2 separate regions of the Homo sapiens genome follow, and region 1 is linked to region 2. Evidence: chromatin loops called from intact Hi-C (ENCODE). Cell type or tissue: GM12878. All regions are shown on one strand. Each heading gives the region's core, and the rest is flanking DNA. Links, peaks and the distances in the headings are about the cores only.

Region 1 (15,925 bases), core at 3,871-11,870, 480 kb before region 2:
CCTGGGTCCCCCCAGAGCTGGGCAGAAGAGGAGCTTGCCTCCCTGCCAGTGAAACCAAGAGTCCTCTCTCGAGGCGCTCCCTGCTTCCTACTTGAAGAGGCTTCCTGTCTTTTTTAGACCTTGTCCGCAGGGACAAGAATCTCACCCAGCCCCACCAGATCTAAGAATCCCAAGTTAGAGGCAGCATCACCCCGCTCCATTCCTCCAGGCCCCCACCCCACCCCATCTTGCATATGCACATCAGACCACGCGCAATCTCGTATTTCCTTATTTCATTCCCAGTATGGCCAGATGAGTTTCTTGCAAATATCCTTAGAATGAATGGTCCTGTATAAGGACAGACAGTGTTGTATTTGCATGGCTCAGGGCATTTCTTTTGGAGGCTTCAGAGTCATTTATATATCAAGTGCCACTTGTGGGGGCAAATAAGGTAGAAACGATTCGATTCTAGACCAGGGGTTGAAAACTGGTGGCCCTCAAGCTGGTTCTGATATGCAGACATGTTGTTGTTGTTTGGTTAATATGATGTCAGGACATTTATTTTGAGCCAATACTTAAAAACCGAAAGAGTCTGTCTAAAAAACCCAGAGATCTCTGGCTTCACTTACAAAATCAGAAATGTTGACCATGCTGAACTGAGCTCCTGTCTGGCAGCGATTTGCTCATTTACATTTACCTGACCTGCAGGTACCTGAGTTTTGGCTCTTGCCTTAGTCACTGAGCATCTTGAGTCCAGGGACCCAGGGAGTGGGCGGGAGAAGACGTGGGGTTTCTGCTCTTTGTCTGCAGTTCAGGTATGTGTCCACCAGAGGTCCCCTTTCTGTGAAGTGACTGAAGTATGGAGAAAGCTCCACAGTAAAACAGCTGGGTTTGAATCCTGGCTCCACCAATGACTTGCTGTGTGACCTTAGGCAAGTGGTCTAACCTCTCTGAATTTTACTGTCCTAGTCTGTAAGTGGTGATGATAAAAGTGCCTACTTTCAGTAGTTTTTGTGATAATAAAAGGAAATCTATCAAAAACCTTAAAACAGTGTTCCATCCATTTCAGCTATTATTATTACTATTATTTTATCAAACAGAGGTGTGTCTGCCCTTTTGGCCCAGGTTTGTTAAGGGTTTCTCCATTTTTGATGTTATAAAAATGTTACTTTTATGATTTTTTTCTGAACTTAAGCTTTAGAGTAAATTGAAATATATACATATATAAATCATAAGATTAAAATGCACAAGTGAATCCTGAAGCAAAGAGGAGAATCCTTTTATGTTATGAATCACCCCCTTCAAACATGAGTCATTCTGTACCTTCAGATCCTGGACTGGGTGCAGTGGCTCAAGTCCGTAATCTCAGCACTTTTGGAAACCGAGGTGGGAGGATCACTTGAGGCCAGGAATTCGAGACCAGCCTGGGCAACATAGTGAGATCCTATCTCTACAAAAAAATTTAAAAATTAGCCAGGCATGTTGGTGCATGCCTGTAGTCCCAGCTACTCAGGAGACTGAGGTGGGAGGGTCGCTTGAACCCAGGAGTTTGAGGCTGCAGTGAGATATGATGGCCTCACTGCACCCCAGCCTGGTGACAGAGGGAGACCCTGTCTCTATTTAAGAAAAACAACAACCAGAAATAAACAGATCCGTGGTCATCACCTTTCTTAAAGGGGCTCACCAGCAATGTGTCCCTATTTGAGAAAGCCTCTAAGTGACTCCACTATTCTTCTCTCTCTGCCCCCTGCCTGCCTGGGTGAGTTGAAAAGGCACCATAGCTCATATTTTTGAAGATAATTTTTTGTACTGAGACAGTTTTCTTCTTTCTGGCTATCAGTTTAATGTGGGAGCTGTATCTTGTTGTAATACACAAACATGACCACAAGAGGGTAGATGTATTCCGCAATACTGCCCTAGAAACACCATCCGTAGGCTATTTCACCCTTATTTACTTTCGGAGGCTGAGGTGGGCAGATCACCTGAGGTCAGGAGTTTGAGACCAGCCTGGCCAACATGGTGAAACCCTGTCTCTACTAAAAATACAAAAATTAGCCAGGCGTGGTGGTGAGTGGCTGTAATCCTAGCTACTTAGGAGGCTGAGGCAGGAGAATCGCTTGAACCCGGGAGGTGGATGTTGCAGTGAGCCGAGATCGCGCCATTGCACTCCAGCCTGGGAAACAAGAGCGAGACTGTCTCAAAACAAACAAACAAATAAACAAAAAACAAAAAAAGGCAAAAAACCCTTAAGTAATAACAATATATGTTAAAATGTTGAGTAGTAAGTGCTATAAAAGAAGACTCATATATACATACAGATACTGATGCATAAATATAGAAGCTTGACAAATTTTGAGGTGTGTCCATATGATGGTCTAGGGAGACACTGTTTTGGGAACATGGGGTGGCGGTGAAAGTTCACCTGCCCAACACGTTAAGTTGGGAATCCTACCTTTTCTAGGTCCCTTTCCCCCACTCCACGCTATACTCCAGTGTTTCTGCTTTGCCTTAGGATGCAAAGCCATGCCCCATGGGGCTCAAAAACAAACCTAGTTTCATTTCCAGCACGGGGCATGGACTTTCAGCCCCTTTTCCATTAGGGTTTCTGAAGACCAGTGTGAGCCCTAGACCCTGCAGCCAGAGAAGAGAGGAAGCAGAGAGAGAGTGGGACCCAGCCACCAGCACACCTGCCTTGTCCTGTGCTTGCTCTGAGTTTGTGCTGGGATTTTAGATGAGTCCCTGCAGAGTGGGAGGCACTGAGAGCCAAGCAAACATGAAAAAATGGGGCCCTGCCTTATAAACATTCGAGAGACAGGCACAGTGTTGACGCCAGACAGGGTAGTAATTATAATAGCACTAAGCACCTGCGCTACCTTGCCAAGTATGGACACTTAGGAGTCCCACTTTACAGATGAGCAAAGTGAGGCCCAGAGAGGTTGAGCGACTGGTCAGAGGTTATCTAGATAATGAGTGGCAAACCCGAGATTCGGAGACCCCACTGTCATGCAAAGCGTTTACACTGCGGAGTGTTCTCCTCTAGGCACCACTACAGGGCAGCGTGGAGGCAGAGATGCTGTTCCTGCCCCACGGTTGACAATCCTTCTCCCCTCCTCTAGGAAATCTCCCCCGGCCAGCTGAGCCTGGAGGACCTCTTGGAGATGACGGATGAACAGGTGTGCGAGACTGTGGAGAAATACGGAGCCAACCGGGAGGAGTGTGCCCGCCTCAACGCCTCCCTCTCCTGCCTCAGGAATGTCCACATGTCAGGTGAGCAGGCCCCGGGGTCGGGGATGTGGAGACTTGTCCCCAGCACAGCTGCCGCGGTCCCTCGGCATCCCGTGCCCGCCACTGCAGGCCAGGACGAGACAGAGTCAACCCTGGGGGGCAAATCCGAAACGCAGGAAGAGGCAGCGTGGACCTGGGATTTGGAGGCCGGAAGACACCAGCAAGGGCAGCTCTTGGATTTGAACTCTTGCCCCAGGAAGACCCGCTGAGGTTTAGGGTATCTGGTTCTGGATAATTAGGGTCCAGATATGAAAATATTGAGTGTGAATAGGAGACCAGGGTCTTTTTACTTTAGACATTCTGACGTGGCTTTGCATTTTGGGTCAATGTCTAGCTTCTAATTTTTTTTTTAACAGAAGTAATTTGCATTAATTGTAACATAAACCAGAAAATAGATTTTAAAAAAATCACCCTAAGCTCCACCCTCTAGGTAACTGCTCTTGTCATTTTGGTATAATTTTTCCTGACAAATGGATATATGTATACTTTAAAAAATAGAATTATCCACACATATTGCTTAAATTTTTTTTTTTTTCACCTAATAAAATAACCTCTGTGACTTGTTCTATCAGTTTGGGGGCCAAATATATTGTCATCCCTCCTGGATCTTTTCCATTAATTGCTCAGATACCTGTTTGTCTTTATTAGCAGAACATCAGATATCATCTTCCTGAGGCTTCCTGCTTCTCTTTAGCCTCATGATTTTTCTGCAAATTCTGGGGCCTTTCTGTCCCAAGGGATCCGCTCTGCACATGCCAGCCACGGAGAAGTGTTAGTGGCCATCAGCACGGTTGTTGCAGTTCCCACCACAAGGTGTCACTGTTGAGCATCAGTCTGGCAGAGTCAGGTGGAGGCTCACAGATGCCCTTGCTTGATTCAACCTGCTCTATTCAACAAGCATTTGTTGAATATTGTTCTAGGCCTGGAGAAGTCTTCTAATCTGAGTGGCTATGGGGTGCCAGCAGGGCTGAGAAGGCAGCGGTGAACAAAACAGAACATACTTGAAACAGGTCATCGGCCCAGTCCTCCATGCGTGCCCTTTTGTATTTTTTCTTGCTGGCAGATCCTGATTCAGGTACAGTCAGCATCAAAAGGGACCATGCGGCCGGGCACACTGGCTCACGCCTGTAATCCCAGCACTTTGGGAGGCCAAGGCAGGAGGATCTCTTGTGCTCAGGAATTCCAGACCAGCCTGGGCAACATGGCGAAACCCCGTCTCTACAAAAAATACAAAAAAATGTGCCATGTGTGGTGGCACACGCCTGTAGTCCCAGCTACTCGGGAGGCTGAGGCTGGTGGATCACTTGAGCCCAGGACATTGATTGAGGCTGCAGTGAGCTATGATCACACTGCTGCACTCCAGCCTGGGTGACAGAGCAAGATCCTGTCTCAAAAATAAAATGGGGGGCAGACCATGCACTGGGGGCTGTCTTATGTGTTGAAGGATGTTTGGTTAGAAGCATCCTTGACCTCTGCCCATGAGATACCAGTAACATCCCCCAACTCAAAGTCATGACACATGGAAATATCCCCAGATATTTCAAAATGTTCCCAGGGAGGCAAAATCACTCCTGGCTGACGAGCTGTAAAGGTCATGTTACTCTTTACCTCTAGCACAATGGTGTTGACTCACCCAACATGAGTGTGGCTGACAGGGAGGGGCCTCTCAGTCACTCAGTACATACAAAATCTGCTCCAAAGGTGACTTTCTCTCTTTACCCACAGTGAGAAGCAGATGGCAGTTTTCTCTCTTTAAAAAAAAATTGCAGGCTAGGCATGGTGGCTCACACCTGTAATCCCAGCACTTTGGGAGGCCAAGGTGGGAGAATTGCTTGAACCCAGGAGTTTGAGACCAGCCTGGGCAACATAAAGAGACTCTACCTCTACCAAAAAAAGAAAATTAGCTGGGTGTGGTGGCATGCGCCTGTAGTCCTAGCTACTTGGGAGGCTGAAGTGGGAGGATTGCTTGAGTCCTGGAGGTCAAGTCTGCAGCAAGCTGAGATAGTACCACTGAACTCCAGCCTGGCCCACAGAGTGAGGTCCTGTCTTAAAAAAAATTGCACCAAATTACAGTGTTGTCATAAACATCTTCCTTTGTCAATAAATGCATTCACTTCTTATTTTTAATACCTGAATACTAACAATTTATTCAACCAATCTCCTATTTTTGGAAATATCCATATTTTTCCTATCATAAGCAACGCTGCTGTGAATACCCCTGAGTGTTATCTTTGGGGACCCCCGTGGCTATTTCTTTACAGTGAATTCATAGGAGAGGGGTCTTGCAGTGGAACATTTGCATATTTTGGCCGGACGTGGTGGCTCACACCTATAATCCCAGCACTTTAGGAGGCCGAGGCCGGTGGATCACCTGAGGTCAGGAGTTTGAGACCAGCCTGACCAACATAGTGAAACCCCATCTCTACTAAAAATACAAAAATTTAGCTGGGCTTGGTGGCGCATGCCTGTAATCCCAGCTATTTGGGAGGCTGAGGCAGGAGAATCTCTTGAACCTGGGAGGTGGAGGTTGCAGTGAGCTGAGATTGTGCCACTGCACTGCAGCCTGGGTGACAGCGAGACTCCATTTCAAAAACAAAAAACAACAACAAAAAACCCATATTTTAAAAATTATGGTGAACATTGTCATATATCTTTCCAGAAAGTTTGTACCAATTTATGCCGGCACAATGCCTGACAGTGAGCGTTTGAGGTTAGGTTTTTAATTGCTTTTCAGAATTCATGTTGTCTCATCCGGGAGGCACTACTGAGTTTGGCAGCATCCTTAAAAGTAGAGTGAGATTCCAGTTTCCATGAGAGAGGCATTTATGTCAGCCTTATGGGAAAGAATAGTTATTTTTTTGTGACATTCTAGGCTGTGCGAGACCATGGGGAAGAATAGTCATTTTTTTGTGACATTCTAGGCTGTGCGAGACCATGAAAGTTCTGGTGCTCCGATTTTTATTTATTTATTTATTTATTTTGAGACAGAGTCTTACTCTTGTCACCCAGGCTGGAGTGCAGTGGTGCGACCTCGGCTCATTGTAACCTCCACCTCCTGGGTTCAAACAGTTCTCCTGCCTTAGCCTCCCGAGTAACTGGGACTACAGGTGCATGCCACCACGCCCAGCTAGTTTTTTTTTTTGTATTTTAGTAGAGACGAGGTTTCACCGTGTTGCCCAGGCTGGTCTTGACCTCCTGAGCTCAGGCAATCCGCCTGCCTTGGCCTCCCAGAGTGCTAGGATTACAAGTGTGAGCCATCACACCTGGCCCTGTCCTCTGATCTTTTTAAAAATTTTTTTGATCCAGATGGACAGTACAATTTATATTGTGACCCCCCCCACACACATAGGTACACATACATGCACACACACAGCTACACATACACATACACAATTATAGCATGTTTCATGAAACAATACTCCTCCTTCTTATGCATGATGAAGATGTTGTAAATTCATTCCTGTTCTATTCTATATCATTTAGTAGATGCTAGTAATAGCCACTTTCTTTTTTTTTTTTTTAAGATGGAGTCTCTCTGTCGCCCAGGCTGCAGTGCAGTGGCATGATCTCGGCTCACTGCAAACTCCACTTCCTGGATTCAAGTGATTCCCTTGCCTCAGCCTCCTGAGTAGCTGGGACAACAGGCATGCGCCACCATGCTGCTCTAATTTTTGTATTTTTAGTAGAGGCGGGGTTTCCCTATGTTGGCTAGGCTGGTCTCAAACTCCTGACCTCAGGTGATCCATCCGGCTCGACCTCCCAAAGTGCTGGGATTACAGGTATGAGCCACCGTGCCTGGCCTGCCTCTATTTTTTGTTTTTTGAGACAGGGTCTTGCTTTGTCACCCAGGTTGGAGTACAGTGGTGTGATGTGATCACAGCTCACTGCAGCCTCGACCTTCTGGGCTCAAGCAACTGTCCCACCTCAGCCTCCCCAGTAGCTGGGACTACAGGTGCATACCACCACACCTGTCTAATTTTCGTGGAGACTAGGTTTCGCCTTGTCATTGCCCAGTTTGGTCTCGAAATCCTGGGTTCAAGCAGTCCTCCTGCCTCGGCCTCCTAAAGTGCTGGGATCACAGGCATGTGTCCCCATGCTTGGTCAAGCAGCACTTTTCATTACACACCTCACTATGGTTTGAACCTACACTGATCCCCTACCTCCACATAGGCCTCCCTCTGGACTCTTCCCAGGCTGCTAAGACTCAGTCTTCTATGTCCTGCCTCAGATGCCAGCCTTAGGGCCACTGGGACCTTGAAAGCAATGACCAAGTGCTCCATTTTAACCCATTCCTACAGCACTTAGCACTGAAGTCAGCTCAACTCAGACTTCTTAGTAAAGAATTGTGTACCCAGTTCTGATCCTTAACACTGTACTTCACGTATGCTGTTCCTGCAGGTGATGGTGCCACTTAAAAACATTTTAATGCTTACCTGTTTTGGGGAGCAATTTGTTTTTAAATGAATGCCTCTCTTTTCCACTAGACTGTAAGCTGCAAAAGGGCAGGGATCATACTTGTTTCTGCTCACTATTCAATTCCCAGGAAGATCAATATCTAGCACATAGTAATGGTTCAATACATGTGTATTTTTTTTTTTTTTGAGATGGGGTCTTGCTTTGTTGCCCAGCCTGGAGTGTAGTGGCGCAATCTTGGCTCACTGCAGCCTCTACCTCCTGGGGTCAAGCGATCCCCCCACTCAGCCTCCTGGGTAGCTAGGACTACAGGCGTGTGCCACCATGCCTGGCAAACTTTTCTGTATTTTTTGTAGAGATAGAGTTTTGTCATGTTGCTCCAGCTGGTCTCGAACTCCTGAGCTCAAGCAATCCTTGAAAACTTACCAGTGGCTTAAAGAACACAGTCTTCCTCATGGATTGGAAAACATCCCAGGGTTTGGCTCCTACTTGAAGTCCTACCATTCACATTTTCCCTTCAAGCCCTAAATATCTGCTAAATTCATGAATTACTTAGAGTTTTCTAGATGAGGCTTGGATTTCACATCTTGGTACTCACATCCCTCTGCCTAGAATTTTCTTTCCTTTTGTCCTTCTGGTGAATCCCTGCTCTTCCCCAGGCCCAGTGCAAAGCCTGGTTCTCTATGAGGCCTTTCCTGGGCTCTGCAAACTGAGCTGACCTCTTGCCTTGGCTACCGGAACAGCAGATACTTCAGTGACCACCAGGTCTACACCGCTGAGCCCCTCCCTACCTCTGAAAAGCTGTGTGATGTGCTTGCTATTAATGTCCACCAGGGGGAACCAGTGAGCCATCCTCAAAGTATCCTTCATGTTTGGAATTCCCTTCTTCCCTCAAAAATAATAATTGGTTCCTTGAAGCTTCTAACCATCTTGGGAGTTGGATGGCTTTCCTTTACTCTAAAAATGTTATCCCAGACTGAGGAATAAACTAGTATCTTTCCCATCATACTCTTACTTCTTGAGGGTGATATTGTATTCATCTTAATAGCCCCAGCTCAACCCAGAGCTGGTGTTTCCTACAGTGATGAAATCAGGTTTTTAAAATTCTGGCCCAAAGTGAGGGCTGGATGCATGTTTGTTAAATGACAGAAGACAAGTTGTATTGAGGAACTCATATGGAGACCAAGGATATGGCAGCAAGGCTGCTTTGTGCTTGGCCAAGAATGTCATCTCTTTCTCTCTCTCTGTCCCTGTCTGTCTCTGTCTCTGTGTCTGTCTGTCTGTCTCTCTCTCTTTCTTTCTCAGAGGATGGAGGTAGCTTTATTTTAGAGATGTTAATGCTAATCTTAGTTTTCTCCTTGGGTTTTAGGGATATCTTTATTTTCCAGTGCCCAAGGAGCCCCGAAGATAGGAAATCTTAACTCATTTTTCTCTTCTCATAGCTTGTTAGATCACCCTTAGCCTGAAACCAAAGAATACTCATTCATTCATTTAGCAAGATCAAAGGATCCCAGAGCCAGGATAGCTTAACCTTTCCTTCTCGTGGCAGCTATGTCCTGAAACCAAAAAACCATTATTCACTCATTCAACGAAATTGGTTGCATGGTTATTCTATGCCAGGTGCTCTTCTGATCTCTAGAAATGCGTGCTGAGGTGTGTGTCTCCATAAAGTTTACTTTCTAGTGTGGGGGGCTGGGGCACAGACAATGAATTATTGTCTTAATGATCACGTACCTTATGCAGTGTGTGAGAATAAGTGCTATGGATTAAAGAAGACGTGCAGCAGGCTAAGCGGGGTTGGTAGTGCCCTCTGGAATGGAGGGACTGGTCATCATATTAAATAAGGTGGCTAGGGCAGCCTCCGTTCTCTTTCTCCTTTCTCCTTCTTAGTCCTCAATCATCTTCTAGGAGTATGGAATCTGGAGTCCAACAAACTTGGGTTTAAGTTCTGGCTCTGCCACCTATTAGCTGTGTGATTGTGGATACGACATATTATGATTCTGTGCTTTGTTTCCTAAGCAGCAGGATGGGGATGATGATCATGTGGGCCACAGTGGTTGCTGGGAGCATTACATGAGATGATACAGGCAAATCACCACCACCACCATCACTATTGTTAGCACCGTCATCACCATCATCACCATCATCACCATCACCACCACTACCACCATCACCACCCACCACCATCACTGTTGTTACCACCATCACCACCCACCACCATCATTACCACCATCATCGCCATCACCATCACCAGGCTCCTCCAGCCTTTTTCTTCCCCCAGCTCACTTTTCTCCACTTCTCCTCATCCTCCTCTCTTTTTTCCTCCAAGGGGCCCTTCCAAGGGGCTTCAGCCTTTCTAATTAAGCACTCTCATTCTTTGTTTCCCTTCCCTCTGAGCCACGGTCTCCCTCAGCACTGCTGTTTCTTTTGAGACTACTCCCCTTCTGTCTGGCTTGATTGTTCTCCAGAGGTAACCTACCATTCCCTGGCCACAAAAATAGAGGCAAAACCTCAAACCAGTTTTCTCTGGGCACAGCCCTAGTTTTCCTCCGTGGTTACTACAGAGCTGAGGTCCTAGGGTGAAACTGATTTGGCTGCAGGAAGAGCACGTTCTCACCATTTGTCTCCACCTCCCACTCCATTCCAAAACTGGGAACTTCAGCGTCTGAGGACAGCAGGGTCCCTTCCTAGACCTTCCTGTCCTGGGCCACAGCTGTCTTATCAGAAGAGAGCCTGGCGGAGATGTGGCCCAGCTATCAGAGTGCTGTTGCTGTGGCCTTCTTCCTCTTCTCTGCTGTTCTTTTTCTCTCTCTCCTCTTCTTTTTGGCATTTTGATGGTTTTCAGCCTCATAATTTGTGGTCATCTGTATCTTTCCTTTCCCAAGGAAAAACCTCTGGTCAAGATAATAGAAGATCTGTGTTGTGGATATTGTTTTCCTTTTTTAAAACGAATATGCTTATGTAAGGATAATGGGAGATACTGCTTTCCTTCCTCCTCCCCTTCCTTCTTTTCTACCCTTCCCTCCTTTTCCCCCTCCCACGTGTGTTTATCAAGCACTTTCTCTGCATCTGGCACACACAGTGTTGGGTTCCAGGGCTCAGGGACTTTCTCAGGACTTCAGGATTGAACTGAGACCTGAAGAGGAGGGGAAGTCTTAATGACTGGGAGTGATGGGAACACTCAGAAGTGCCTTGGGACGGGAGGGAGGGGAGCATCCCAGGCACAGAGAGAACAGTATGGGTGCCCAGTGGGGATGCTGGGGAGAGTGGTGGGAGCTGGAGCCAGACAGGTGGGCAGGGCCAGCCCCCACGGTGGGCCATGGCAAGGAGCTTACACTGCAGAGTAAGCAGGGTAGGCTGAACAGAAGGTGTCTGGATCTCTTTTCCGGTTTTTAAATAACACTCTGGCTGCAGAGTCGATGGGTGGCTTAGAGCAGGTGACAGATGCTGGGAATCCTTCGGGGGCTCAGGGAGCCACGGAGGGGAGAGAGTGGAGGCCAGGGTGCTGCAGACAGGCAGGTGCCCTTGCACCCCTGCAACCTCCTGGGAGCTTGCCTGCCTGGGCCCTCCTCTGGCTTCTTCTCTTGAGTATCAAGGGGGAGAACTGGCAGTCAGGAGAAAAACAGGATGCAGAGTGGCCCCCGAAATAGGACAGCCTCAGATGCCCTCTGGCTTCTTCCCAGTTTGGGCTTTGAATGAAGCCCCCCAGAATGCCGCCTGCCACCGTACGGTCTTCCTTTGACTGGAACAAAGACTAAGAGTGGGTCTTGATTGCCCTATTGTTCTACTTGCTTCTAACTTGGGAAAGGCTGGGCTGGCAGAGGAAGAGCTGCTCCTCCCGGAGCCCACAGGGTCTCGTATGTTCTGGTGTTGACACTGATGTCTTTCCTTTCCCCTGTAACTTCTCCAGCCCTCCTGTTCTGTAGGCACTCAGGAATCCCTTACATGTAGATAGCATCAAATTAGGACTCTCGCTTACGAGCGGCAGAAACCTGATGCGAACGCGCTTAGGCGCAAATGGCTCCATTCATTCATTCTGTAAACACGGTTGGAACTCCCCCTGTGTCAGTTGCCAGGAGGGGTTGGGGATAACAGTGGTGGGGAAGGCTGGCTGGCTGTGGGTTCTCATCAGTCTGTGTCCCAGACCTGCACTGTTCAGTACAGCGGTCACCAGACTCGTGTGACCAGGTAAACTTATATTCATTAAATAAAAGTTAAAATTCCCTTCTTCGTTCTCAGGAGCCATGTTTCAAGTTGTTCATCGCCACAGGTGGCTAGCAGCTGCCCTATTGCAATAGCACAGTTCTAGAACATCCCCATCATCACAGAATATTCTAGTGGACAGTGCTGCTCTAGAATATGTTGGAAGAAACAATGAATAAGAAAAATATCAAGTTGGGCGCAGTGGTTTATGCCTGTGATCCTAGCACTTTGTGGGGCTTGAGGCAGGAGGATCGCTTGAGTCCAGGAGTCCAAGACCAGCCTGGGCAACATAGCAAGACCCCATCTGTACAAAAAAATAGACAAAAAATCCATCTAACTGGGTGTGGTGGCACACACCTATAGTCCCAGCTACTTGAGGGGTTGAGGCAGGAGGATTGCCTGAGCCTGGGAGGTCAAGGCTGCCGTGAGCCAAGATCATGCCACTGCACTCCAGCCTGGGCGACAGAGTGAGATTCTGTCTCAAAAAAAAAAAAAAAAAAATCAAATGGTAATAGGTTTTATGCAAGAATTAAAACTGAAGTGAAACAATGGTGGCTTTGTGGCTGGCTTTGATGGGCTGATCAGAGCAGGTCAGTCAGGGTTCAGCCAGAGGAGTAGAACCAATAAGATATATTAAGAGATTTATTGCAAGGAATTGGCCTATGCAATGGTGGGGGCTGGCTGGGAAGGTCTGAAATCTGTAGGGCAGGCTGTTAGGAAGGGCAGGCTGTTTGTTAGGAAGGGCAGGCTGTTAGGAAGGGCAGGCTGGTGGAATTTCTTTTTCTTTGGAGAGATCTCAGTTCTGGGTGGGTGCGGTGGTTCACGCCTGTAATCCTAGCACTCTGAGAGGCCAAGGAGGGTGGATTGCTCAAGTGCAGGAGTTCGAGACCAGCCTGGGCAACACAGCAAAACCCCATCTCTACTGAAAAAAAAAAATAAATACAAAAAATTAGCTAGGTGTGGTGTGTGCCTGTAATCCCAGCTACTGAGGAGGCTGAGGTGGGAGAATCACCTGAGCCTGGGAGGTCAAGGCTGTAGTGAGCCGAGATTGCACTGCTGGACTTTGGCCTGAGTGATAGAGCGAGACCCTGTCTCAGGAAAAAAAAAAAAAGAAAGAAAAAGAGTCTCAGTTCCGCTTTTAAGGCATTTCAATTTCAATGGGTTGAATCAGCTCACCCGGATTATAGAGGAGAGTTTTTACTTAGAGTCACCTGATTATAGACTTTAATCACAGCAACAGAAAACCTTCACCTGATGCCTAAATTGTTGTTTGATTGAATAACTGGGGTCTATCGCTTAACCAAGTTCACACTGAAACTGACAGCGAGCCTCTCTGGGGAGATGACATTTAAGCTGAGACTTGAATGACAAGAAAGCATCAGACAGGAGAAGATCTGGGGGAAGAGCATTCTGAGAGCAAACAGGTCTCAAATGCATGTCTCAGAAGCACTTTTAAGAAGCAGAAGGCAGGCTTACATGGCCAGTGGTTGTGGGGACCCATGGCTGCGTGGGTCTGTGTCTCAGACCTGCACTTCAAAACCTAGTGGCTCAACACAACTGCCTTGTTATCTCTCATTGTTATCGAGCAAAAGGGGCTCGCTGTCTGATGCACTAGAAGCCAATACTATGACGCCGGTTTTTTGTTTTTGAGTTGGAGTCTCGCTCTGTCGCCCAGGCTGGAGTGCAGTGGTGCTATCTTGGCTCAATGCACGCTCCGCCTCCCGGGTTCATGCCATTCTCCTGCCTCAGCCTCCCAAGTAGCTGGGACTACAGGCACCCGCCACCACGCCTGGCTAATTTTTTCTATTTTTAGTAGAGACGGGGTTTCACCGTGTTCACCAGGATGGTCTCGATCTCCTGACCTCGTGATCCACCTGCCTCGGCCTCCCAAAGTGCTGGGATTACAGGCATGAGCCACTGTGCCTGGCCAGGTTTTTGAGAAAAGAAAAGCTTCTTATTGAAAGTTGACTCCCAAGGACACAGGAGTCAAGCTCAAATCTGCCACTCTGGGCTGGCTTCAAGGCAGTATTTTTATTAGGAAAGGCTTAGGGGGTAGATACTGGGATTAGCAGGTGGTTGGTGGAGGGAAAGGGGAAGTCTGGAAAGTCCTTGGGTGTGTGTACTTATTTCTTTATGTTACTTCATAGGTTGCATATGCAAATTTGGGAGAAGTTAGTATGAAATATGTGGTGGAAATTTGGGCTGTGATGTCAGCAAACTTGTGCACAATCTCCAGTTGGTCATCCTGGTTCCAATTAATTTTAGCCCACTGCCAACTTTTTAAAAAACTTGTGAGTTAAAAAAAAAAAAATACTCAGAAGAGGAGGGAATTTCAGCATCTCAGCAAGTTGTTTTTTTTTCTTATCTGTTATCCTGCAAACTCAGTAATTTCTGTCATTGGTTTCATTAACTCTTTAGGGTATAGTTTCATCATCATAATTCCCTGGGCTCAGGGATTGGCTGGGCTCAGCTGGGTGGTTCTTCTGTTCCGTGTGTTGTTGGCTGGAGCTGCAGTCATCTGGGGCTTGACTGGGCTGGAACATCCAAGATGGTGCATGCTCATGGATGGCAGTTGGCACTAGTTGTTGAGTGGGTGTTCAGTTGGGGATTATCTGCTTAGGTGCCCACATGTTGCCTTTTATGTGACATGAGCTTCTCACAACACACATCCCAAGGAGGAGGAAATGGAGGCTGCTAGTTCTGGAACAGTATCCCTTCTGCTAGTGATGATCTCAGTGATGGGTCAATCAGGGAAGCCAAATTACTGTGAGTATAATGGAAAAAATGGAATTTATTAGATGTTAGACTTATACGACCGTAGGAAGAGCTGGGGAGGTACAAGCTCAAAAAAAAAAAAAAAAAAAGGGAAGCTTAAGATTCAGAGAAAGGTCTTGAACCTACCCTGACATAGGTAAGGCAGCCTGCGGTTTCAGGGACATCTGGCAGCCAATACGTCCAGCTGTTGGAAGGGACCATGAAGACAGGCTTGGATAGATGCCCAGGGAAAGTTGTTGGCCCTTTGTGGCTATTGCCTTTGTGAGTTTGTCATGAAGCATCTGGTGGTGAACTTAAGGTCGGCTGTTGGTCATTGAGGGACTACTGTCAGGAAGAAGAGTTGGCTGTGAGGTAGGGAAGATGGAGGATAAACAGGACCAGCACCCCAGCCTCTGTTCCCCATTGCCTTCAACCCATGTTACTCTTCAGGGCATGATGGCTCCTTCTCTTTTGCCACCCAAGCCTTGTACAACTTCACTTTTGGCCAGCTCTAATCTGGAACCACACAGAGAAGGGGATTCTGGAAACACGGGTGCCATGGAAGCATGGGTGCCAGTGTAACTGAGTTGTCAGTGGGCTAATCCATGACTGGGAGAGGAGGCAGAAGATAGGAGATGAGGTCAGAGACATGGTCGGGGCTCAGTTCCTGAGGCCCCTTGTAGCCATTGCTGGCAGCTTCTTAGTAGAATGGGAAACCACTGGAGGGGATTAAAGAAGGGAAGGGACTTGTTGGATTTCACTTAACTCGTTCTAGGCTAAACTAAATCCATGAGTCAATTTCCCTTCCTCTCTCCCTCCTTCATCCCTCGGTGTTCCCTTTCTGTCTAACTACCTTGCTTTCCTCATCTGTAAAATGGGGATGCTAGTTGTATCATCCTCATGGAGTTGTTGCAAGGAAAGAAATGAAGTCATATAAACACTGTGTTCGTATAAACACTTGTCTGGCAAATTTGGCACTGAATATGTACTGGACTGTGATTATTTTTATTGTTTTTAAAGTCAGCTTCCCTCCCTCCTTCCTCCTCCCTCCTTCCCAAGCTGAATCTGAACCAAGGAAGTCTTCCTACAGAGCCACTGACTGGTCCCCACTAAGGCAGGGGTGGAGGGAGGGGCAGGATGTTTTCCTCTCCAGCCTTTGTCTTGCAGCAGAACCCCTGTCGAGCAACCTGGTCCAAGGCTTCATCCACCTGTCCTGTCCCCCTGCAGCCCACTTTCTCTTTCTTGCAGGCCACCCCTGCCCCCTCTGTCTTGCCCACCTGCTGCTTCATGT
Region 2 (15,925 bases), core at 5,329-13,328:
GTCAGATGCATCTGGAGATGCACCTTGGAAAGATCTTGCTGACTTGGGCTGGGAGATTGGATTGCATGTATCAGGGAAGCCTGTTGGGGCTGGTGGCATGGCTCAGGCGAGGAAGATGGTGGCTCACACTGCAGAGTGTTTATAGAGAAGGAAAGATGGGGTCAGGGCCTTTGGGACTTTATATGTGTGATAGTTAATTAAGCTGATAACCACAGCTCAGAGCCCTGTTGGTGAGCTTGGGTAGGAGGCTGCAGCCCTGGGTGGAAGTTGAGGTGCTCTAGATGCCAGCATCAGCATCAGCATGTGCTAACAAATTTGTCAGACCCTGCAGCCACCCTTAACCCACCGCAGCTGTTGACTCCAACGCCCCCGATAACCCAGGGATGCAAGCCAATCCCATAAGCTGATATAAAGTCCCCTCTAGCTGCCAGGATGATGGTAGCCCAGTCACTGACCCCAGAGATCTTCCACTCTGTTGGCGCAGGGAGATGGGCACAAGGCTAACCTTGCCCAAAGAAGGAACAGAGAATCACCTGGGAGGTGCCCACACCCTCCACACAGCATTTCCCTGGGGTATGGGGAAGCCTAGGATTACACCATGGCTCCAGAAACGTGACTTTCATCCAGCCAAGCCCTGAGCTGTACAAACTCTTGGACAAGGGGTTAATTTCACCTTCAGCAAAATATAAGCTCCTGGGGGTTTCTAAAAGTGCCAACACTTCCAGATCTTTGCATATCTCTAGAATGAGTTCCTCTCCCTCCTCCCTGCTCACCTTCCCTGAGCCAACCCCAATCCTTCTCCAGCCTTCAGCTCAGAAGTTATGTCCAGGAGGTAGGCATTGATTTGCCCCAGGCTGGGTAGGCATGCCTCCTCTGTGCCTCCTTCGCCACCATTCCCCATCATGGCCCTGAACACGCTGCATGGTCACTGTGCAATGCTGAGCGAGTTACTAATCTCCTCATCCCCTGGAAAATGGGGTTATAATAGTAGCTGCCTAACAGGGTTATCAGAGCCTTAATGGTGCGGCCCTCATAAGGTACTTAGCATGAAGCCTACAGCAGAGGACGCAGACATGAAGTATCAGCTGTTGCTGGCCTTAGCCACTTCTCAGTCATAAGACTTACTGCAGAATCTGTTGCAGACTCTGTTTGTACCAGCGCCTGTGGTTTCCTGAGACCTCAGATGGCCCCTTCATTGATTCTGGCAGCTCTCCTACTAGTATCGATCAATTATCAGTGCCGCCTTCCTCTGGTGGTGGTGATGGGGGGTGTTAGTTGGCACAAAAACTGTGTGCACTAGGGACCCAACAGATTTCTGAATGACTAGAAAATTCTACATGGTCTTTTCCCATTTATTTATTTATTTACAGATAAATTTATTAATTTACAGATAAATGTCACCCAGGCTGGAGTGTAGTGGCACCATCTCAACTCACTGTAACCTCCACCTCCTGGGTTCGAGTGATTCTTGTGCCTCAGCCTCCCAAGTAGCTGGGACTACAGGCGTGCTCCACCATGCCTGGCTAATTTTTTTGTATTTTTAGTAGAGATGGTGTTTCGCCACATTGGCCAGGCTGGTCTTGAACTCCTGGCCTCAAATGACCCACCCACCTCAGCCTCCCAAAGTGCTGGGATTATAGGCATGAGCCACTGCATCCAGCCCCTTTTCCCTTTTACATCGAGGGTGTTATCCTCCTCGTCTGTAGTATTATTCACTAGCTGGATAGTTAAAGATGATACTTCCTGTATTTAACAACACTTTATGGAGCACCAACTGTATGCACATCCTCCAAGGGGCCTGCCACATTATCTAAAATTGGCTCCAGCCCAGTCCCTTCTCAGCCCCCTTGTCCTGGTGTTTTTGCCAGAGTCCTCATCATCACTTGACATTATATTATCTGTTTACTGGTGGACTTTTATATTATTGATGTCTTTGCTTGTGTATGGTCTGCTTCCCTAGCTAGAATATCAGCTTCATGAAGGCTGGGTCCGTTTCTGTTAGCTCAGTGTGGTCTCCCCAGGGCCTACGACATACAGTCATGCTCAATAAATATTTATCATATGAATGAACACAAAGCGATGGGCCAGGCATTTTGAGTGGGGAAAACAAATTATGAACAATGAGACATGATTCTGGCTTCAAAATGCTTATTCATTGAGTGGTCAAGAAAAGGCATGAAAAGTTATTACAATTCTGGAAAGAATCAGATGCATCCTAAGACAGGAGCCTTAACATTCTCTGAAAGACAGAGAAAGGGAAGAAAACGGGCCTCATATCCTGCAGTTAATTCTTTTTTTTTTTTTTTTCCTTGTTTGAGATGGAGTCTTGCTCTGTTGCCAAGGCTGGAGTGCAGTGGTGTGATCTCAGCTCACTGCAACTTCCACCTCCCAGATTCAAGCGATCCTCTTGCCTCAGCCTCCTGAGTAACTGGGATTACAGGTGCGTGCCACCACGCCCTGCTAATTTTTTTGTATTTTTAGTAGAGATGGGGTTTTGCCATGTTGGCCAGACTGGTCTTGAACTCCTGACCCCAAGTGATCCTCTCACCTCGGCCTCCCAAAGTGCTGGGATTACAGACGTGAGTCACTGTGCCCAGCCTCCAGTTAATCCTTTATGAGTTTCTTCATTTAGTGATTGATTCTTCTGATGGCCTGAGTCTTTGCACCCTGACAGCAGGGACTGTATATGTCTGGTTAATCCAGGCATGAGATGGAGTTCAGTGGGTGGCATATGATAGGAGTTTAGTACATGTCTTAGCTTCACTTTTATTTGAGTCCTCCAGAAGCCAATTCCAAGATGAGGGTTGGGATGCAAGGAATTTCTCTGGGAGGTGATCTCGGGAAACACAGATAGGAGAATGGAGAAGCGAGACAGAGAAGGCAAGGAGCCAGTGAAGGATGTATTACCAGTCATGGGAACCAATGGAGAAAACACATCTCAGAGTTAGTCCACTCAAGGGGTGTATTAGTCTGCTCTCATGCTGCTAATAAAGACATACCCAAGACTGGGTAATCTATAAAGAAAAGAGGTTTAATTGACTCACAGTTCCAGATGGCTAGAGAAGCCTGAAATCACAGAAGAATGTGAATGAGAAGCAAAGTCATGTCTTACATGGCAACATGCAAGAGAGAGCTTGTGCAGGGGAACTCCCCTTTATAAAACCATCAGATCTCATGAGACTTATTTATTGTCATGAAAACAGCACGGAAAAGACCCACCCCCATGATTCAATTACCTCCCACTAGGTCCCTGCCATGACAGGTGGGGATTATTAAAATTCAAGGTGAGATTTGGGCGGGGACACAGAGCCAAACCATATCAAGGGGCAAGGAAGTATTCGGGTATTTATACCCCCAATCTTGTCAATCTCTGGTTAAGTGTTCTTGGGTGAGGAGGGGGGTGGGGGAGTATGAATTCCCTGACATTTTTTTAGCAAAAGAGTTGCAGATGCTGATAGCTGGCAGCTAGATCAGCATGCATGGGAATGGTAGGTGTCAAGGTGATATGGGTGGGGCACCACCAGAAGGTGCTTCAGTAAATATTTATTGAATAAATAAAGAAATGGACATTGGTTGGGTACCTAGTACATACTAGGTATCTTGGAGTTGTTAGTTCATGTGATTTTCAAGGCTTTTGACAGGCAGGTAGATTCTGGGGCTCGGAGACGTTAGGTAACTTGCCCAAAGTCACACAGCTAGCAGGAGGCAGAGGCTGGATTTGGGCTGAGTCTTGCCTGGCTTCAGTGCCCACCCTCTCTCTCTTTTCATAACATTGATCAGTTGGATACAACAGTGATGTGGATACCCTGGCTGGAAAGCTTAGGAAGGGCACCCATTTTTCTCATTTTCTTCTCTTTGGCTCCAGACCTAGGTCAGCTTAACCTTGCCTCAAAGTCCAGTCAATGAAACCCCTTGCCTTGAGGTCACCCCAACCCTCTAGGGCTTCACCTCAACCAGACTTTCCCCTTTAAGAATACTGGGCTCTGGAGTCCAACCAACCTGAGCTCCAATTCTGCAGCTGCCACTGCTTAGCCAGGTATCCTTGAGCAAGTAATTCTACCTCTCTATGCCTTAGTTTCCCCCAAAACAGGCCAATAATACCCAACTAATAGGGTGGCTATGAAGAATAAGGAGGATTAGCGTGGCCCATAGTAAGTGCTCAAGAAATGGTCACCATGGTGATCTTGATGAAGTGATGCTTAGCTTATTTTTTAGTTGCTACCCCATCTTCCTGTGTCCCAAGCTGCCCCCTCTTATCATTCCCTCTTCAACTTTAGCAATCATTGTGTAGCATTTAAGTGCACAGACCCTGCAGCCAGTCTTCCTGGGTTCAAATCCCGGCTCTGCCATTCATTAAGTGGGTGACAGCTAATACACTAATATATCATTCACCAAGTATGTGACAGCGAATATACCAATATATGAATATAACACTTCCCATTTGGGTGAGAGCTTAGGACCGTGCCTGGCATATAGTGAGTGCTAAAGTGCTCCTAAGTATTTATGATCATCATATTTCTTTTATCATCATCATTAATATTACCTGAAATTCTTCCTGTGAGTCAGCAAACCTTTTCTAAACACCTACTGTGTGCCAAACACTGGGTGGAGTGCTGGGGCCCAAGAGATGAAGAAAATGTGGTCTCTGCTCCAAAGAGTGCTCAGCCAGGTAGAGAAGCAGAGACAGATGAGAGTGAACACAGAGCAGTGCAGGGACAGAGGGAGGGGCAGAAGAATGCTGTTGTCCTGTCCGGAGACCTTCCCTGTGGACTCCTCACAGATGTGCCCTCCTCTGGACATTCTGCTGTCTCCCAAGTCCAGACTTCTCATTCTTCCAAAAAGCTCCCACTTTCTGCCTGACAGCATGGCTAGAGTGTTCAGTGGGTCTCTATCTTTCACCTTGACAAGCCAACTGCAAGCCCTCTGAGGCTAGGACACGATTTTCTTTTCCATGCCTGGAGTAGCCAACACACTGTGCTGAAGGAATGAAAGAGTGATGGGGAGGGAGGCTGACTAGTGTCAAGAAGTGTGAAGGATTGGAGGCTTTACCCTACATGCAAGCCAACAATTTAGCTGCCGAGTTTTATGGATGTTGGCAGAAGACATGAGATTCCTGGGTCAGAGACATAGGATTTTATTACTCACAGCAACAGTAATAACCAGGGTATCAGCATTTGTGCCAGTTCCTCAATCCCCAACACAAAGAGGATCAGGTGACATGGATTGGATTACAAGAGAGGAAACCCCATCCTGTATACTGGACAAACCTGCCCTTTTTTCCCGAGATAGTATATTTATCATCCTGGAGAGTACACATGCCTGCCCTTTGCTCTGAATTGAAACATTATTTCTGTCTTCCAAAGCTGTTCTCTATATAAGCATCTTAAAAGGATAGTCTGATAAAAAGGCAATCAGTGCCTCTGCTGGCAAGACATAGAGAAATGCAAGAGATACATAATCTCCCAACAGATATGGATGGATGGAGGGATGGATGGATGGATGGATGGATGGACGGACGGACGGACGGACGGACGGACGGACGGACGGACGGACGGACGGACGGATGGACGGACGGATGGACAGATGGATGGATGGAGGGATGGAGGGATGGATGGATAGATGGATGTATGGATGGATGGATTGGTGGATGAACTTCTGGGTTGGTGGATGGATAGACGGATGGATTGTTGGACAGACAGATGGGTTGGTGGCTCGTTGTCTGGCTGGATAAATGGATGGATGGGTGGGTGGATGGATGGATGGATGGATGGATGGATGGATGGATGGAAGAATGGATGGATGGATGGATGGATGGATGGATGGATGGATGGATGGGTCAGTGGGTGGCTGAATGGATAAGTGGGTAGATGAGTAGGAGGATGAAAAATTGTGAGGAAGTCCTTTTTAAGCTGTGTTCCTGGAAGTCCTAAGTGCTCCAGGGGCTCCCCGAAGGAGGACAGGGCAGTCAAGAATCTTGCCCCCTGCTTCATGATTCCTCAATAGCTCCCCTTTCACCTATTTTATATACTGGCTTCTGCATACAATCCCATTAGAATTTTTTTAATGCCCCAGCTAAAACAAGTTTGAAAATTATTGATATAGATAACTGATTCCCAAATTTGAAAATGCACCAGAATCACTGGAGTCTTCTCGAAATGCAGATTGCCAGGCCCCATGCCCAGGGCTGCTGATTCACTAGGTCTAGAGTGGGTTCATAAAATTTGCATTTCTAGCAAGTTCCCAGGTGATGCTGGTCTGGGGAAAACACTTTGAGAGCCACTGGTCTAGAGAAATTGTCCAATTCCTCCATGCAATTGAATTCAGTAACTGAATGCCTGGGATGTACTGGCAAACTGCTAGGCATACTAGAGAACGTCAGAATAGATTCGGACATGGCTCCTACCCCTCAAAAGGCTCCTAATCTCAAAACAGAGGCCGGACCCTCACACTAGTAATAACAGGAGGAGAAGGAGCTACCATTTGTTGTGCAGGTACTACGTGCCAAATACTGTGCTAAGGGCTTCAAATCCACTATCTCATTTAATCAGCACAATCCTATGAAGTAGGGATTATCATTTTCCCCAGTTTTGCCAGATGAGAAAGCTGAGGCTCAGAAAGGGTAATTAACTTGCCTAAGATTGCACAGCTAGGAAGTAGCAAAGCCCAGGACTGACTCCAAAGCTTTCATATCACGCCCGATCATTGCACCCTCCCCTCTTCCACACAATTAGAGAAGAGTCTAAGACAGTTTGCTCGCATGTCTGTTTGAATAAATCAAATGTCAAAGCATATGAAGCTAACAGAGCTCTAGGCTGTCAGGCTGTGGAGAAGAAAATGGGTTCTCTCATTAAGGCTTTAAAACTCAGGGTGAGGCCAGCAGGATCCCTTTCCATGGTTCTGGGCAGTGTAGGCTGCAAAGCGTCAGCACACTAGCAGGCTTGGTTGTTACGGCCTATGGACTGTGAGCTCATCTGACTTCCCCATTGGCACTGAGTGCTTCATGAGCCAGAAGCCTGCCTGGGGGTCTTGGTTGCCCCAGCCCCCTGGCATAGTGCCAGGCATGTGGACCACCAGAAAGAGGGGAAAGAGAATGATTATATGTATGCTAGAAGATGCCAGGCCAATAGCTCTCAATGAAAGCTGAATGAAGAAGCCAGATACACAGACAGATTAAAAACAGAACAGCTCTGAGTGAGCTCAGAGCTCAGCTCCCCAACCTTCCCCCTTGACCTGCATGACAGGCAGACCCCAAGACACTGCTGGAGAGCCCAAGGTGGTCCTAGAACAGAGGAAGAAGCTATGCTCCAGTCTACCACTTCTTAATTTTATACATGGTGAAGTTAAGGCCCAGAGGGAGGAGGGGACTTGCCCAAGGTCACACAGCAGATGGAGGCTAGAGTCAAATAAAGAAGTCAGATACCCTGGCCCTGGTTTGGGAGCTTTCCAGAACACTTACCTCTTCCTCTTTCAACCACCTCCCCATTATCCTCCCCTAGGGACTGGTCTCAGAATTTGCCTAATTCTTAGAAATAAGTCAACCCATGTCATCTTTTTTGCACATGTCTGTGATATGGTGGGGAGGGCAGAATTGTAAGAGATCTCTGCTTTCATCTTGAGGGGATGTCACTGGTGCTGAGAAGCTCTGTCATTGAACTCCAGTTATCTGCTGAGCAAGGGTAAGGACCCAGTCCAGCACACTGGGGTGGCCTTACCAGCTCAGGGTAGCCAACTTAGAACCAGAAGACAACCTGCCTCAGTTTCCCCTGGAGAGCTTATTAAAAATACAGCCTCTTGGGTACCACCCAAGAGCTATAGACTCCCAGTCTTTGAGGGCAGGGTCAAGGAGCTGGTGTTCCCCTTCTCAGGGAATTCTTATACATCTGAGAGTTTGGGAGTCACTATTTTACATTCTGATTAAGACCTTCTTTGCCACTCAGACAGCTCCACTAACCAGGCTGAAACCCATTTCCTTGGTCAGAGCTCCTATACTAGTGGCCCAAGTGATTTAGTTGGATGGAACGCTATTTTGGAAACATCTGAATGTGAATGTCTTTAGGAGGGGCATGTGCTCCAGTTAGCCACAGGCTCCACTACTCCCTGATGTCTCCCACCCAGCCCACTTCATGTTCCCTGGAAGTATGTACATTTGCAACACCGGTTAGCACTGGCTTCTCTCTAACAGTGCCTTCAAAATGCAAATACTTTGACCAGCCCTTCATACCCCAGTGCAATTTAGACCATCAGAACTCCAGGCTTAGAGAATTTTTGCAATGTGTTGCCTTTAATTGGGGCGAGATGACCAGGGAATTCTGTAATGAGGGTGAAGGGAATAACCGAAGGACTCAATTGAGGGTATGAAGAACAAACTTAGGACTCCTCTCAATGTTTTACTTGGTCCTCTGGTGTGCTTGCAACCCCCACCCCGTTTCCTGCCTATGCCCTCACATTCTTTTTAATGCCTTCTCTATGTGGACAGATGCTGGGAACTAGGAGATGCAGACAGTTTCTGGGGTGATCCAGCATTCTCAACCCACCCAGGTCAGCCCAGCTTAGCGGGGACCTAGGTTCTGGTCCTGAAAGCTGAATATAGGAAGCCATGGACCTACCTGGCTGGTCTCCGGGAAAACAGGAAGGCTACAGCGAAGGTTTAGCGCGCCATCTGTTGGTCATTTAGGAAACTGCATCTCTGACAAACGGTCTGCATAGAGCTTCAGGCATCTGCAAATTTGCCAGCCGGCTCTCAGGCAAGAAATTGTTTTTAACCTTTCCAAGGTCTCACACCCTTTAAAAAGCCGCTGCACACTTATGAACCTTCTACCCCAGCAAAACGCACTTGCAATTGATTTTGCATATAATTCCAGGGACTTGGCCATCTTCAGGTTAAGATCTTCTGAGACCCAGAGATGCCAAGGAGTTTCCTTGAGCTCACATTGCACATTAGTGGAAGTGCCAGGTCTGGAAAGCAGGTGTTCCAGCCACAAATCTAGTGTTTTTAATGCTCAGGCTGCCTCTTTAAGCCTTAAAGTGTTCTTCCCTCTTTATTCTCTGCCAGAGTCCTGTAAATATCTGGAGGAGTCTTTGACATGCCCAGAAACTATAATGCTCCTACCTCTCCTGGGGGTTCTGGGCTCTCAGACAACCCTGTTCGCTGTTCATTTTTCCTGGGTCCTACAGAAGCATGCCCCCGGCCACTTTAGTGACACCCACTTTGCTCTTAGGAGGCTCAGACCCTGCATCCTGAACTGGGAGTTAGGACAGGAAACTGATCTGTCACTGATAGGCTGCTGCCCCTGGATGAATTGTCAAACCTTCCTGGATCTTGGCCTCCCCAGTGTAAAACGCTAGGTTGGAGGCAGCCATCTCCAAGGGCCCTTCCTTACTCTAACTGCAGAACTGACCAATGGGTGCCATCCTTCACAACAAGCAGGTCCAAATCACTTTCCCAGCCAAATACCCAGAGACAGGGTCAAAAGCATAATTCCTTTCCAGAATCAGAAGCCCTGGGTGGACGGGGCTGCTTAAGGGAGAGAGGGGACCTACGCACCATGGGAACAGGAAGGACACAGAGGAGGCACCCCATGGGTCTTCCAACACCTCCAACGGGCCAGCAAGGCAGGACAATGAGGCAGACCAAGGGGCATTTCTTGGGGATGAAGTAGTGTGGGAAATGGTAAGTGATGGATAAAGGGATGGCTTGGTAGGTTCAAGGGCATAATGCAGAGGACTAGGTATATAGTTGGTGTCTAATAAGGGAGACATTGTCATCACATAGCTGAACCCCAGCTTAATAGTAAACTCTTCTTCTACTTATTTAAACAAACATTTGTTCGGTTTTTGGTGGGAACAGAGGTTCTCAAACTTGAGCATGCATCAGAATTACCTGGCTGGCTTGTTTAAAATGCAGATTGCAGGGCCCCACCCTGAGGGTCTAATTCAGGTGGTCTGAGGTGGGGACTTGGAATCAGCATCACTAGCAAGTTCTCAGGTGATGCTGACCTCATCATTCAGGGAACACGCTTTGAGAACCACTGCCTTGGAGTGACGGATGAGACAGACCACCCTGCCCTCATGAGGGCATTGAACAAGTAAATATCACAGAACTTGTATGTTCTGAAGAGGGACATGCAGAGTGCTTGGGGCTGCTCCCAAGTGGGGGAGTTCGCGCTAAGACTTGAAGGCCGAGTAGAGCCAGCCCAGGAAGAGGGATGAAAATTTTGTGAAACACTTACTTAGAATGTGCCAGGCTCTCTCTCATATCGTTCATCTGCTCCTCCCAGTCAATGTCAGGAAGGTAGGATTAACGCCCATTTTACAGATGAGGAAGGTGAGGCTGAGAGAGAGAAATAACTGGCCCCAGAACTCATGGCAAGAAAGAAGCCCAGGTCTGTTTGTGCACAGGACACCTACCAGCAGCCACATCCCCTCTGCTGCACCCCCAGGAACCCCCTTCTTCCCAGGGGAGCTGCCACCTGGACACAGCTGCCGGACCCGGCCAGCCACACTCTGTCCATTTCCGCCCCCTGAAGCGCTTCAAGTGTTTTCACTGCTGGGTGAATTCAGCAGATGCCTTTCGATCACAGCCTATTAAATTAGCCCCTCTCTGCAGCCAAAAGAAGATAATTATGTTTTCATTAGCCCTGGATAATGTATTACCCCCTCAGTGACAGCCACGTCAGTGAGGCCAGCCTCCTCCCTTCCTCCTCCTGCCCAGGGCTCCGCCAGAGCACTCCACTCCCCTGGGGTCCACCTCTGCACTGAGGGGTGGGCACCAGTGAGGGTCCAGAGTGGCTGGGAGGCTGGGGGGGAAGGGACACCCTTTACACCCATCCACCATCCATGCAGGGGTTGAGGGGTGTGGTCCTGAGAGAAGGACCAAGAATAATTGTTATCACGGTGACCATTTATGAAGTGCCTGCCCTACGCTGATGCCTGGATGGGTCTCAGCTGGTTTGATCTTCCAATAGCTCGAGAGAAGGGTGGCACAACCCTCATCTCCCCCTGAACCCCAGAGAGGTCCTGGTGGAATCAGGTTATTGTGACAGCCCAGAGCAGCTTCCAAGGCACTACACCCAAGGGGCATTTTGGGGACTGTCCCAAGGCCACCTGGTTGATGGTAAAAGTCTCTTCCCTCCACTTGCTGGGGATCTCTGGAGACACTGTCCGTACTCATGTGGTAGGGGTCCCCAAACACCAGGAGCCACTCTCCCCAAACCCTAGACACTCCCCAGATGGCTCTGACATCCTCCCTCTCCCTCTTTCTCCACAAGACAGCGGCGAGGAGGCAGGAAAAGCTCCACTTTGGGGTCCCGAGTTCTAATATCTGCTTTACCACAGATTACCTGGGTGACCTGGAGCAAGTCACTTTGCCTCCAGAGCCTCTATTTTCTCCCTCTGTAAAATGGGAATAAGAAAGGGAGTCATTTCTTACCATTTTTATGATGGTTCAGTGAGTTATACCTATTAAATGCGTGGCTCAAAACCAGCAAAATGGGAAGTGCTCAACAGAAGATGGCCATTGTTCTCTTTACTACCGCAACTAGTGTTGTCCATAGTTCCCGTTAATCCTGGGGAAACCACCAGAGGGAGGGAAGGGAAGTATCTGGCTCTGTCTGTCACTGTCCGTCTTTCTCTGTATCTCTGTCTCTCTTTCCTGTCTCTGCCATTCTCTCTCTGCCAATCTCTCTCTCTCTCTGCCAATCTCTCTGCCAATCTACCAATCTCTCTCTGCCTCTCTCTCTTCTCTTACTCTGTCTCTCTTTTTCTCTCTGCCAATATGTCTCTCTGTGTATTTTTTCTTTCTGTCTCTGCCAATCTGTCTCTCTCTCTCTGCAAATCCCTCTGCCTCTCTCTTCTCTTACTCTCTTTCTGCCAATCTGTCTCCCTCTGTTTTCTCTGTCTTTCTCTCTGTCTCTGCCAATAAGTCTCTGTCTTCCTGTCAATCTCTCCGTCTCTCTCTTTTTCTGTGTGTTTTTTCTATCTCCGTCTCTGCCAATCTCTCTCTCTCTGCCAGTCTTTCTGTGTGTTTTTCTATCTCTGTCTCTCACTGTCTCTGCCAGTCTCTGCTGTCTCTGTCTCTCTCTTTGTCTATAAATCTCTCTGCCTCTCTCTCTTCTCTGACTCTCTCTGTTTGTGTGTGTGTGTGTGTGTCTGTCTGTCTGTCTTCGTCTCTCATCTACACACACACACAGAGGGCACCTCATGGTCCCTGGCTCCACCCGTGGGCTCTGAGGCTCTGTCTTCCCAGATCTCTGTCTCAAGAGCTACATTCTAAGGCTTTGCTTTTAATCGCACCAGGGCACCTGGAAGTGAGGAGAGAACTGAGGGGAGTGGGGTTTCTGTCCCCCTCTCCCCAAACCCAAGCCAACTCTGCCTTCTGCAGGCACAGCCAGCCTTGGCCCGACCCCACTATCTCCACCATCTCGTGGCCGTGCATCCCCTCCCAACCACCCTTCTCCCCAATTTCAAAAAAGCTTGTGCTCCCAGAGAGGAAGTGCCCCTACTCTGAGCTTCTTTTGGCCTTGACCCACACATAGGCAGACGTGGACTCTGTTTTGAGCAGGTGAACCGCCAGCCCAGTGGAAGAGCAGCTTCCCTTCCCCTAGCTTCCTGATTTTCCCCAGTTGCCATGGTAATTGAGGGAGCAGTGTTCTGAGAATGACACCACTGAAACCCAGCGCTCAACTTTGAAATGGTTCGGGCAAGGGACGCTGGACCCAAAACAGGAGGGGACCAGACTGCAAGGACTCAGCTCCAGCCTCAATTTTCTGGGACCCACCCCCCATCCAGCCTGTATGCTGGATTATTCTCATCATCATCAAAATCACCATTATTGTTGGCAACTGTTTCCTGAGCATTTACTATATGTCTAGCACCATGTCAAGGGCTTCACCAGCATCATCTCATTGTGTATATCCTCACGACATCCCCAGGCCCATCCATGGCTCAGGAAACAGGCTCTGAAACTTGCCCTTGTGGCAGCCAGGAAGTGGCAGAGCCCTGGGGCTGGTGGCATTTCTCCAGGCCTCCTTCCAGCATGTGGAAGACAGCATAGACCTCCAGGCACCCTCGTCAGCTTATTCTTTATTCCTTCCTCCCCTCCTCATCCCCCACACCCTTCTTCCTGCCCCCAAAGTCACACACCCCCTCCCCTGCTGGATGTGCAAGACGATCTGAAAAGCATTTATTAGTGACAAAGGGGGTGGTGGTTTTCCTCTTTGCCTCTTCTCTGCGCAACTCGAAGCCTGAGTGGGTTTGCTCCGCTTGGCAAGGCTGGGGAGGAGGAAAAGATCAAATCACCCAGAGCCAGGTGCCAAGTGTGTGTGTGTGTGTGTTTGTGTGTGTGTATGTGCGCGTGTGCGCGTGCGCGTGTGTGTGTCCTCTCTTTCCTTGATTTTCCCCCGTTTTCCCAAGACTGTGTGAGCAGCAGCAACAGCAACGGGGAGATGCAAAATCCTTTGCAATCTGCCCAGGAAAAGACAGATTTTGAGTCGGGTTTATATGGTTACCCATATGTTAGGGCCCCTAAGAAAGGAAGGGAAGCTGCGTTCTCTGTGTCTTCCCTCCTCCAGCCCAGACCTTGGCCTCTCCACACCTGTGGGGCTCCCAGGCCACAGATGAACATGTGCCCTCCATCCTTCACTCTCCCCAGATGCCAGGCCTGAGTGTGGCTCCAGAAAAGACCAGAACCAGGCAACATTTCCTGAACAGGCTGCTTTTCTCCGTCTGTCCACCCGAGAGCCAAGGCCAGAACCCAGGCTGCAACCTCTGCGGGCTCCTGGGAGGGGCTCCCAGCACTGCCCAGCCTGGGAGGCTGTGTGTTCCACTGTCCCATTAAGGAATGCTATCCCAACACTGATGTAGAGGCAGAAATAACCATCCCTGCCTCCCATGGGGCCTTCTCTGCCCAAATAGACCTGCCCTGCCCTGCGTGGCTACTACATTCAGCCCTATCCAGGCTCCCAGAAATTGTCATTGTGTGTGTGTGTGTGTGTGTGTGTGTGTGTGTATGTGTGTGTGTGTGTGTGTGTGTGTGTTTCCTGATAGAAAAAAAAAAATGGAAATTAGGTTATATAAAAGATGTATGCTTTGGAGCCCAGAGCGGCTCTTTTAATGAGGGTTGCGACGTCTCCCTCCCCACACCCATAAACCAGTCGGGTTGGACGTCACTGCTAATTCGTTTCAGTGATGATAGGATAAAGGAGGGACATTAAGAAATAAATTCCCCCTCACGACCCTCGCTGAGCTCACGGCTCAGTCCCTACATATTTATGCCGCGTTTCCAGCCGCTGGGTGAGGAGCTACTTAGCGCCGCGGCTCCTCCGAGGGGCGGCCGGGCAGCGAGCAGCGGCCGAGCGGACGGGGTGAGCCAGGGGCGCGCGCGGGGCGCCCAGCACTGCGCCGGGGAAGCCCGCAGCCTCCGTCCCGAACTTGGGTTCGCTGAGGCTGAGGGAGGGGACGCAAGGGGAGGGAAGAAGAGAAGGGAGGAGTGGGGGCTAGGGGAGAGGGGGTGGGGAGGGATCTTGGAGGCACAAAGCGGAGGGGAAGGGGAGGGACGCGCGCGGCTCCTACCAGGAGGCGAGTGGGTGCAACCGGCGCCCTCCAGCCGCGCGGGGCGGCGGACTCGGAGGATTCAGAACCCGGAGCGCGGCGGCCGCGGGCGCCCGGGAGGAAGAGGAGGAGTACGAGGCGGGCGGGCGGGTGCGCAGCGCGAAGAGGCAGCCTCGGCGCTGCCCGGCTCGGCGTCAGGTGAGTTCCTGATCCAGGCGTCCCGCGCCCCTTCTCCGTCCCCAGGGCTCCCCGCTCCCGCCCGAGCCCCTGGTGTGCGCGGAAGGCTCGGGCTTTGCTGCGCGTCCCAACTTGGTTCGGGCGGCCTCATTTTCCTCCTAGCGGGCGGCCTCAGGCCGGGGGCTCCGGTCCGGGGGTCTACGCGCCCAGGCTCCAACTTTGCAAGACCCTAGTCGTTCCTCAGCCGCGCGCTTGGCTCCGAGCTGTGCGCTGGCGGTAATGGCGGAGCCCTTGGCACAGCTCGCTACCCTCCCGCGGGCAGCCCGGGCTGGGGGATGCCAGTCCCTGGGGACCGTTGTACCTGCCCAAGCTCAACTTTACGCCTTCCTCGGTGCCCGACTCTGCGGCCGAATCGCAACTGCGAGCCGCAGGTAATGGCGGAGTCTTTGGCACTGCCAGCTGTCCGCGGCTGGGGGCCCGAGGCTGGGAGGGCTCCGCTCCCGGAACATCGCTCCGGCCTGGCCTCCAACTTTGCGAGGAGCCTCCTTGCGCTCTCCTCCCGCGGTCATGGCGGGGCCGCCCGCACCTCTCACTTCTTCCGTCTGGGCGAGATTGGGGTGTAAGAGCGCCGTCTCCAAAACCTGGGAAAGTTGTGCTTCTCCCGCAAAGGAGGCTCTAGGGAGGCCGAGGGGCGCGTTCCGCCACGGTTCGGGGCTGGGCAGTGGAAGGAGCGCTCGATGAGGTTGCTTCCAGGTGGCCAGGGTTCGGAGCAGGGTCCCCGGGGGATCCAACTTCCAGGGCCACTCAGGGGCCTTGCGTCCGAGGTCCCGGAAGGGGCTCTCTCGGGACTGCGCCCCAGAGGACGCCAGACGCTCGCCCCCACCCCCAGGGCACTGTGACCAGAGAGCTCATGGCTCTCCAAGCTCCGCATCAGGCTGTCTGGGGTAGACATCTAGAGAGGAGAGGCTCTCACGGAGAAGGCAGCCGAGGAGGGCAGGAACCTTTCCAGTGACTCCCCTGGGTTCTGGTCCTAGATCGACCCTTTACTTGTTGCGTGACCTTCGGTAAGTCTCTTCATCTTTCCCAGCCTCAGTTTCTCATCTGTAAAATGGAGAAACTACCTTTTTCGTGGGGCTGTCATGAGGACCTTAAAAAATCATAAATGTGAATATGAAGTCAGGGTAAGCGTTCATAACGCAGG

The links. Peaks named below come from ENCODE experiments on the same cell type or tissue, not always from the same donor. Only the 100,000 strongest peaks of a DNase experiment are listed, where the experiment ranks them.
Region 1: it touches region 2 in a loop (6-fold over the local background); 15 of 110 quality-filtered maps call a loop at or near these places.

The regions. Positions count from the first base shown.
Region 1 is chr12:117,842,749-117,858,673 of GRCh38, reverse strand. KSR2 (kinase suppressor of ras 2) reads left to right here. Exons shown (of 20, transcript NM_173598.6): 3 at 3,096-3,246. LOC105370011 (a long non-coding RNA gene) reads right to left here. Exons shown (of 3, transcript XR_945403.3): 3 at 14,896-14,979. Among named protein-coding and RNA genes, the nearest start is that of KSR2, 120 kb to the left of the region's middle. RefSeq lists an enhancer at 11,189-11,706. In GM12878, for the core only: CTCF peaks have their summits at 4,075 (motif pointing right) and 8,505 (motif pointing right); no DNase peak of the experiment used is centred there.
Region 2 is chr12:117,359,947-117,375,871 of GRCh38, reverse strand. It overlaps NOS1 (nitric oxide synthase 1), which reads left to right and starts at 14,246. Exons shown (of 29, transcript NM_000620.5): 1 at 14,246-14,360. RefSeq lists promoters at 13,200-14,121, 14,288-14,360, 14,585-14,745, 12,468-14,745. In GM12878, for the core only: a CTCF peak has its summit at 8,662 (motif pointing left); a DNase peak (open chromatin) is centred at 8,691.